Linked DNA regions of Homo sapiens: region 2 is linked to region 1. Evidence: chromatin loops called from intact Hi-C (ENCODE). Cell type or tissue: ascending aorta. All regions are shown on one strand.

Region 1 (5,000 bases):
GGGAGGGTCAGACTGGATTTGAGGTGGCACCCAAGGTCCTGTACAAAACTTGTTTGCTGTCCACCCTCTGGCAGTTTCAGAAGCTCCTGAAACTAAGGCTCCTGGTATAATTTTACAACAAGCCAGCGCATTACTGACATCCTATCTGCATTAGCTATCTGTTGTATGTTTTACTTCTTACCCTTCTGGTTCAAGTCTGGATGCTGCCAATAAATCCTGTGTTACCATTAAAGAGGCCATTCATCACGCTTCCTAATGCGATTAATCAAGATACACCACAGTACCCTTAAAATGAGATCATTTTGATAAATCATGTATGACATGAAAAGACTTTATTCCTTTTAAGTGCAATTTAGACTGTAATTTTTTTCCTCATTTATGATTCATGGGAGAAACATGGATAAAATTCCCTTGCACAGTTACACCTTATCTACAGCAATAACTCAAAACTGCTTTTAGATGAAAATTCAGGGTCTTATTCACCAAAGCTGAATGCCAGCTCATTATTTTCTGGCGTTCAGTAGTCCAAAAATAATGTCCGCACATTAAGCGGCATTCTCAAAAAAGTTGGAATTGGCCAGGCTCCAGGCACATCAATTACACTCCATCATCCTTAATAAGGAAGAAATATCAGATGTCCTCTTGGAGGTTTTTTGAATCAGTAATGCTCAGCCTTTACCTTCCCAATTTAGAATGATTGGGAAACAAAAATGGTAGTAACAAAAAAAGTATGGGAATTTCAGGGCCTTTACATGACTCTTCTCCTGTTGCATAAGTCTCAAAAGAGGTATTTTTTCCCTCCCATGCGGTTCATGCTTCCTTTTCCATTCCCCTTTTCTCATTTCACAAAGGAAACTACCATTTTGTTAGGTCTGAGTTTTGTTTCTAAGCTGCTGTATCTGTGATGCAGGCTTTCCCCTCACAGCTGTCACAATAATTTGGGAAACGATATTCATAACCTCCAATAGAAAAATAATTTGAAAATGTGCCTTCTGGTGAGATCCATCAAGTTTAAGGCCATATTTTTGGTTAAAAGGGAGACACTGATGCTATTCATTAAACTGAAAAATGGCTTGTTTTCCACTAATATTGAAATAAACTCTGGATGAATGTTAAGTCATGCTGGCATGCACTCTTATTGAAAGCAAAAGGAAAACACAGATATATTTAATTTGGACATGTAAAGTCAACAGAGTTTTAGGTCTTTCATGAGAAAGGGAATCAGGAAGATTGGCTGAAACAAATGTGAACAATTAGAAGTTCATTTGCCTCTTGCAAAGAGTGAGAGCATTTAAAGAGGGATTCAGTGTCTGAGAACTATAGACTCACTTGCATTTTTTTTTCAACCCCTGGTACCTATGAATAAAGAAATAAAGACTTGATCAACATGTAATTTATTTCCCTGCTGTTCTTAGAGATTCATTTGGGAAGCAGAACAAAAGCCAGTATTTGACTCTGTTTTTAAGTAACCCAAGAATGCACACGTATCCTATTCATGCCCACTTAACATAAATGCAGCAAAACTCAAGTTTATTTGGGTTATCACATTTATGCTAATGCTCTGTACTTTAATCGGATAGAAACTGACATAAAACAAAAGTTCCTTGCATATTATTCACACATTTAAATGAAATTTCCTGTGCTTTTAATTTTTTCTAATATGAAGAGTCAATTAAGAATCTAAGGCCATTAAGGCTGCACTTGCCTTGTTTAGGTTTCCATTTCACATTTATGACTTTCTATTTTTGTGAAAAAAGATCTGTAAATTTGAAAAATATGCACGTATCTCATTAAAAAAGTTTCCCAGCTCTAGCAACACTCAGCAAATCTCCAAAGAATGCAAGTTTAAAACATAAATATTTTAAGGCCCCATAAAATTGGCAGTAAATATTTTTCCCCCTTTAATACCATGTTCATTTCATTCCAATTTACTACCACGATTATATTTTCCAAAGCGGCTTTTAATACAATACACAATTATTTCATATGGGGTTGGGTAGGTCGCCTCATTAAGCCTGCAAAGATCAGGCCTCTTGTGATCCCCACAAATATACTTGCATTTACTCCTAATTAAAATGGCCCTCTTAAATTGTCTCAAGTTCATTAATATAAATAAGAAGCTAAGCAAAATAGCCACAGTTGAACAGTTAGCAGGGCAAGATGACCAGGTCCCCAAACCTCACACAGAGCAGACTGTGGTATGTATGCAGTGGTGCCCTGCCACCTGTTGGCTCTGCTTACACATAACAGGGTATTGATGTCCCTCATGGTGGTGCAGTAACCCTCTCTGACCCCTATCCCTAGTTCATCATCCCCAAGAGAAAAGAAGAGGCCTTTGAGAATCCCAGGCCTCCTGATTTCCCCCATCATTCATTTCCTTGGCTACATGTTTCTCCTGCTAATGCTAAAAATTTATGGCTGAGCACATTAAGGGCAGTGCGAGTCCTTCCCTACTTCTGGATTATATCAGAGTTTCCTGTCATAAGGAAATCCAAGATGTGTCCTCAGCTGATTGCATGTGACAGTGTCTGCTTATATCTCAGGAATCTGAGGCATGATGGATAAACTGTCAGTTTTGAAGGATGATATTTTCTCCATATTTCCATTATGAACTGGGCTGTCATCTCCTAATAAATTTCTTGCATTGGTATCAATTTATTTTTACAAGCAGAGGGTCTGATGTATTTGGGAAAGGCACTGACAGCAGATCTGGCCTAGCCTGACAGAGCTGGCTTCAACTCATTTTGGAAAAGTACTTTGGTTCCAAGGACAGAACTTGACCCGTAGCCCTCAAGATTAAAAAAAACCTCCGTGAGAGGAAAAGAGACACATGAGGCAAGTTCCTTCTTTTAAGCCAAAATAAATCAAGCCCTTAGGACTACCATGACATAATATCATTTTTAAGACAGTCCTACAAACCCAGTTGAGATATGCCACGTGTAGCCTTCTCGTCTGAGTTAGATGAGACCATCTAAATGTTGTTAGAGCATCACAATAATGCAGTGAATTGATGGATGAATTCGGATTATAATGAAGCTAGGGATCTCACAATTTTTGCTCCCAGAAGGGATCTCAGTAGTGCTCTTCTGCTTGACAAGTGAGAAGCAAAATTAATTCATATAATGCCTATTTAATTATGAAATATGGGCATGTCTCTGTCATGGCTACTGTGAAGGGCAGAAAAAGCTATACAACATGAGCTTTACCTCTCAAGAAACTTAAAGTCCAGTTGAAGAGATAAGATATTAAACAAAATTAGAGTGAAGTAAGAATAAATCATAGCTAACATCCATGAGCAGTGGCTAAGATGGTTGTTTCTTACCCTTATTTAACATTTACCTTTATTGGGAAGGGAGGCAGCATAACATTGTAATTGCCAAGACAGCAGCAACTGGAGGCAAACTGCCTGGATTTGTGTCCCAGCTCTGCCAAGGAGTAGTTACCCAAGAACTTAAGTGAGAGCTTTGTCAGGGGACTTAATTTCTCTGGTCCTCGGCTTCCTCATCTGTAAAACAGAACTAGGAGTTGTGACTCCTCGTGAAACTTTGTGAAGATTGAATAAATCAATACATGGAAAGTGTTTAACGCAGTTCTCGACACAAAGTAAGTACTAATTAAAAATGCTAATAAACGTTAGCATTTTTAAACTATCATTATCATGATTGTGACTATTATTACCATTATCACTGTTAGTCAAAATGTGGCTTAAAGAGTTTAAGTCAATTGCCCAAGATGGAGCCTGGCTCTAAATCTTGATCAATAAGGCATCAGAGCACAGAAAACAGAGAGTTAAACAATATACAAATTGTGAATTAGTCAAGAACAGAATCCTTGAAGCTTAGTTATTTTTCTTACTGTTCTTTCCATTCCTAGACTATAAAATAGCCCTTTCTCCATTGCCTGAAACATACTTTAGAAGCTAGTTGAAAAGTGTTATATGTAGTGGTGTGTAGGTAAATGCTTAACAGCCAAGTCTCTGGGAAAAAAAGTGTGTGTGTATACACATGCATATATAATATATTGCATTTTTTAGTTATATAAATGATGTGTAGAACACAATTAAAAGTAAATAACAATTGAATATATAATACTGTTTCTAAAAAATTCCATACAATCACTTAATTGTCACAGATACTTTCAATGATTTTGGCCAAACTCTTGTATCTCGTATCTGTGGTTGCAACTGATGAACAACTGTAGTTCCCACTTGATATTCCTTTATCTTAATGAGTATGTCAGAACTTTACTCATTTGTTAATGACATAAGAAACTACTTTGCTGAACTGGATAATAGTTTTTGAATATTGGAAGAATATTTTTTCAATTTTTTTGTGCTATTCACAATGCCTTGCAATACCCAACAAAGCAACTTCTCAAAGAATTAAGAAAAGATTATTAAATGAGAAGGAATATACTAATACCACAGGTAATTTTTATAAAGGCAGAACATCCTATCTATAAATAAGCAATTATATTTAGCCAAAGAGGTATGGAGCACAAGTTAATATTTTGCTACCATTAGGCTACGACACAACATCCTTTTTTTGTTGTTGTTTTTAAGAAATGGAATTTTGCCATGTTGCTCATGGTTGGTCTCCAACTCCTGGGCTCAAGTGATCTGCCTACCTTGGCCTCCCAAAGTACTAGGATTACAGGTGTGAGCCATCGTGCCCAGTCACACAACATTCTTTTAGGTTCTATCTGCAACATTAACATTTTCTCCATCACTTTAAGTTTAGCAAATAAGCACACCAATGAATCAAGCTCTCACTTGCAGCATTTGCCAGTTTCTGCTGCAAATACTCCCACAGTGGCCAATGTCAAACTACAAAGTGCCATCACTGAAGAGTTGGAAAGTGACTGCACATCATTATATAGTATTTTTATCATACAAATTCAGTAGACTCAATTTCAAGAGCATAAATAACAGTAAAATTTTGTAAAATAATTAAGAAGTGAGGAGTCTTGTTAAATAAGGTAATTTATTCAAGTTTAAGTGT
Region 2 (5,000 bases), 690 kb after region 1:
AATAGAAGAATAGGTTCCACGTGAAATATCTTAATGCAATTTGCATGCAGCATTGATAGCTCTTCTAAAGCTGGTATGGTAGGTTCTGCACTGCCTGGGGATCCAAACTGAGTGGTAACCTATAAAAGTTGTTGGAAGTCAGCATCGTAGTTTCCAATGCCCTTCACCTTTGCCTTTCAAGCCAATTTATATTTCAGTACAAGAGAAGGTTTTTGTACCTCATTTTGATGCTACAACAGGCAAACATGTTTGCTTATCACTTATCATGAACTGGCCTGCTTCTCTCACGAGGTGGGAGAAGAATTCACATTTATTCTAAGCATTACTGCCAAATGGTAAACCTAAACTGAGGAGGTGTTATTCCCTGCACCCACACCTTCCATTTTGAAAGTCATTTCCCCCACTCTTTCTTTTTCTTTGTAGAGAATGGTTGCACTCTTATTTTAAAATATGGCTTGTGGTTTTGCCCTCTTTGAATGTTACAGTCACCAGGAAGAGGGGTTTAAATCTCTCAAATGGGTCAAGTCCTGTTCTAAGACCTTTATGACTTGCCATACAGTATATTTGTCAAGCAAGGGTAACGTTATGATTGTGAAGAACAGGCACTGGGGGAGATGAATGAGAGATCTCTTCAGCAGCAACTCCATTCTTGTAAACTTGGCTCACATTTTTAGTGACGTGTTCTTTTAGTGTCCTAGCTAGTCTGTTGTTCAGATCATCATGCAGCCCCAGCCCTGTTCAATGGTGGTATATCATTCCTTTGAGCTTTAGCTTTTACCAAAAAAAAATAAAAAATAAAAAAGTTCCACTATAGCATTTGAATCAGAGGAATTTAGAAGGCATGGTGTGAATGCCCAGACATCCCAAACAAACAGCAACGGCTGAAGTCAAGAAAGGGAAAAAAGTCTTCAATTAAAGACATGAACATAAATTTATCTTAAATGCATCCGGATCTGGCATACAATCTGCAGACATTCCCTTGTTTTCTCTTTCTTATTTCTTTTACTGGAAATATTGATTTGTTATTTACACAGAAGAGGGAAACAAGGATGATTTTTTTGCTTCACCGTAGATAAATCATTTTGAAAAACAATTTTTTTAATCAAATGCTGTAGCAGAAGAGAAGCCCATCAAACTCTGGAATGCTATGCTTCTCATTAGCAACGGTCCCTGGTTTTCATTTCCATACTGCCATTTTGGGTTTATGTACAATAATAGAATCTGACACATTTGTGGAGAAAGAAAGTTCTTATAAATATACCGTCTTTAAGGATAAGGGGAGGGATGATGGGGATGAAATAACTTTTGAAACTATTTGTTCAGAGGCAAACAGATCAGAATGGGTGATGTAAACCTCCTCCTTGATATGAGTTCAGGAGGAAACACAGTGACAAACCAGTGGCTCTCAGGGACTGTTTGCAACTGTTATTGTTAGCCGTTCTGGCGACCATGCATTGTTCTAAAATTTCTTATTGTTAGCATGCAGGAACAGGCTGAAACTGGTAATCGAAGCAGCAAAAAACCATGTGCTATAAGAAGATTAACTGTTAATTATAAGCAGTCACATTCCAAAGCAGCATATGCATAAAAAAGAAAACATGCTATTACTTGTCATTCCTTCCCAATCATTTTTACACTCACACCAAATGCAAAATAGAAATCTCAAAAGACAAACAAGTGCCACCACACACACACACACACACACACACACACACACACACACAAAATCAGCAAGAACGATCAATGAGAGGCTCAAAGACAAGACAGAAACAGTTAAAAACTATTGAGCCCCACATGTTGACAAACCTTCATGAATCAGAATGTCTAGATCAAGGTGCCACCAACTGGGAAGGTGGCTCTTTTTCGCTACTGCTGGCATAGTCCATTTCCATTGACTCCCTGTCAGGTATCTTCACCTAGAGACTTCTGGGTCCACTTTCTTAAAAGGTAAGACCTCCCATCTGGTGGAGCGATTCATCAGGCTTGAAGGATATGAGTACTGGCCAGGAAGAGCTCTCCTCTGGGCCATTATACAAATCATGAACAAACTCTTTAACTAAAAGCTGATGAGGAGTTGTCTCCCTGGTGGTAGATGTTCCAGAAGAATTGAACACTCTCTGTGTAAAATTATACTCTTAAGTTGTAAAATTAAATTATATCAAAGTTAAGTCATGGACCTCCTAATTTGGAAATTACCACCCCTCATCTCTCTCAACTCTCTCTGGCTTCCTAACCCTTCAATTTTGTTACAGTGAATCATGGATATTCAGAACCACTGGTGTTTTGTTTCCATTTCTCAGTGACTGTTTCCTTTTCTAGAGCTGATTTAGGTTAGAAGGTTAATTTTAGATATGAAGAGTTCCACTTTAAATTCCCAAGGTTAGGTCTCAAAGTGCAACTTTGAAAATTTCAGGATTTATTTCAAACAGAAGTAAGTTTCTTATCTACTCCCTGGCCACACAAAGCATCCTCTCTCCTTTGGTGTTTGCTAATTTTCTTTCTTACGTAGTCACCCATTGTTCCCTTCCCAAATCCCAATTCTCAGACAAGGTTTTCCCCAGGATGTCAATGGTAATACAAAGTAGATCTATGAGGACATCTAGTGGATCAATGTGGAAGAGCAGCTAGTTCATGGGCAGTTGGAACTAGCCTTTCTCCAAAAGGAGCAGAAAGAGGACCCTGCTGTCTCTGAGAATTGAAATATATGCAGTGTCATTTCAATTCAATGGCTTCTCATGATCCACAGCAGATGATTAGGGGTAGGGGCAGTGAAAGGGTGAGAGGTCCTAGGAGATGAGCCTAGGGTCTGCAGCCACAGCTGGCACAGGAGGACTATTTCAGTGGCAGCTGACTGCGTCTCCTTTTTAAAGCCCTGCTGCAGCTTCCTGAGACTGGGAGCAGACAAGAGTGTGTCTCTGGCAAGTGTGAACACCAAAGCTACTTGTCATTCCATCTTAGGGCTCTTGAAACTTCATGCTCAATTAACTGCCCCGATAGGCCAACTTAACTCTAGGAAAGCAGAAATACAAGGCTCTAGGGACTCAGTTTACCCTCTGGTTCACATCATAAGGTTCTTGTTATTGGACCAGGGCCATGGATTCTATGAGGTTATGTGGTTGCTAAGAATTTGACCCTGAGTCTCACCTTCCTCCGAAGACCTAGGTCCTGGCAGTTTCACAATTTGAGAAAAAGCTTTTATGTGCTTTTCTTCACCACAGTGAAGTGGATATTCAACCAACATTTCCATCATAACTTCATAGTACTATTTACAGAGACAAAATAGAAGTATTTCCCTAATGGACATCATCAAAACTATTTGTTTACTCTTGAGTGTTTAAAACAAAAAGGCTTCTCAGAAGTGTTCTTGGACAACTTTTCCTCTATTCTCAAAGGCCATGATCATGAGACCAGAAACCTGTTGGAAAGTGGCTGGTGAAGATGCAGCTCAGTTACTGCTCTTTCCTTGAGTCAAATGGATAATCAGCTGTCAAACTCAGGTTCTCTGCTGGCTGGCCTTTCTGAGCCAAGCCTGGAATGGAAGGAAGAATTGGATTCCATCCTATCCTCAGCACCATCTGCCACCTGCATCAGCAACCAAATTGTCAGCCAATTTCCAATGCAGAATCTTAATTTCCAGGGTGGATTGGAAGAGGCAGGAAAAAGCAGTACTGGACTGAGGGGCCCAGGTGGAGTTTTCCAACTGCTGGGGAAAATGTTTTAGATTTCAAATGGAGCAAATTCAAGGGAAGACTGGGATGGAAGAAAAAAAACATCTGCCATTCAATCAATAGATACTTTTCAGGTCACAGCCTCACTTTTAAAATCAGTCAAATGAAGGAGGGATTATTTCCAAGCAAGAAACATGGAGCTACTCTTCATGGGCTCTGCAGCAACTAACGTTACTAATAAAAATATCCACGGAAGAAAAAGTCCACCAGGATTTAAGGTGAGGCCTTTGATGTGGCACTGGGAATCAGAGAATATTCTTTCAAGTCCTATAAATGAGAAATGATGTCTTCACTTAGCAAAATTCCTCCCATTACCTTCTGGAGTAAGAAGAAAGGTCTTCCAGGTGGTTTTCCAAAAACAGAGGAGAAAGAAAAAGCTAGTTAATGTCAGCAGCACAGAGCACACTGAGCTAGTTGATTCTGCCCCTAATGACTGTATTGTGGCTGAGGAAGGCAGAAGTATTTGGCACTAGAGTTGTTGGTTGATTGACACCACATTTTCTCTCCAATTCTGAAGGACCATTCAATTTAGTATGCAGCTCTGCAGGTATGAAAGTGGGCCATGCCCTCAAGCCATGTTTAAAGGGTTCTGTCGATGAAGAAAGCCACAGAGTCGATTTTGGCAAGACTGTGCATTGAATTGAAGAAGGTCATCATTGTGTTTTGTTTTTAAAGTGAGCAATCTATACCCTCCAAACACTGATGACTAACCAAAATCAGATGATCAACTTGCCTCTTTTGCTGCAAAGGAATGAGGGGACTGAATTTGAAACATCTTCTCCAAATTCCAGAGCCATTGGACTGAACTGTTCCACAGATTGGGTCTCCTTTTCAGTAGAGCCTTACAAACATGAATAAAGACCCAAAGCTCAATGCTGGCCTTAAAAGCTCCTCCTCAATGGCCACATCTTGTTGAGTAAAAGGGCATCCTATTCCTTGAGTAAGTTAGAGGTTCAGACACTTGTATTGACTTGTTCAGACTTATACATTGCTCATTGCTGAAATGGAATGTTCTCCTCCAGTCAGCTTTTCTGCCTTAAACAGGTAAAGGGATCTTCCAAGATGTCTGACTAACATTCATAAAGCAACTGGGTGTGTCCTACTGAGTACTGACTAAAAGAAAAACTTTGTTGTAAAGCAAGGGAACTTCATAGACTGCAGATAATAATTACCACTGTGCAAATACTTGTCTCCAGTAAGACAATTGAGATACTTACAGTCCCAAAGTTGAGTAACCAATTAATTATCTAGCAAGCACTTCTCATACAGAGA

What was found. Peaks named below come from ENCODE experiments on the same cell type or tissue, not always from the same donor. Only the 100,000 strongest peaks of a DNase experiment are listed, where the experiment ranks them.
Region 2: it touches region 1 in a loop (2.2-fold over the local background); 2 of 110 quality-filtered maps call a loop at or near these places.

What each region holds. Positions count from the first base shown.
Region 1 is chr10:76,309,695-76,314,694 of GRCh38, forward strand. All of the region lies in intron 5 of LRMDA (leucine rich melanocyte differentiation associated), which reads left to right. All of the region lies in intron 2 of LOC112268057 (a long non-coding RNA gene), which reads right to left. Among named protein-coding and RNA genes, the nearest start is that of KCNMA1-AS1, 580 kb to the right of the region's middle. In ascending aorta, a CTCF peak has its summit at 2,251 (motif pointing left); DNase peaks (open chromatin) are centred at 581 and 2,208; H3K27ac peaks cover 2,867 bases.
Region 2 is chr10:77,002,530-77,007,529 of GRCh38, forward strand. The region is part of intron 18 of KCNMA1 (potassium calcium-activated channel subfamily M alpha 1); the gene reads right to left. Among named protein-coding and RNA genes, the nearest start is that of KCNMA1-AS1, 120 kb to the left of the region's middle. In ascending aorta, a CTCF peak has its summit at 2,612; no DNase peak of the experiment used is centred here; H3K27ac peaks cover 1,786 bases.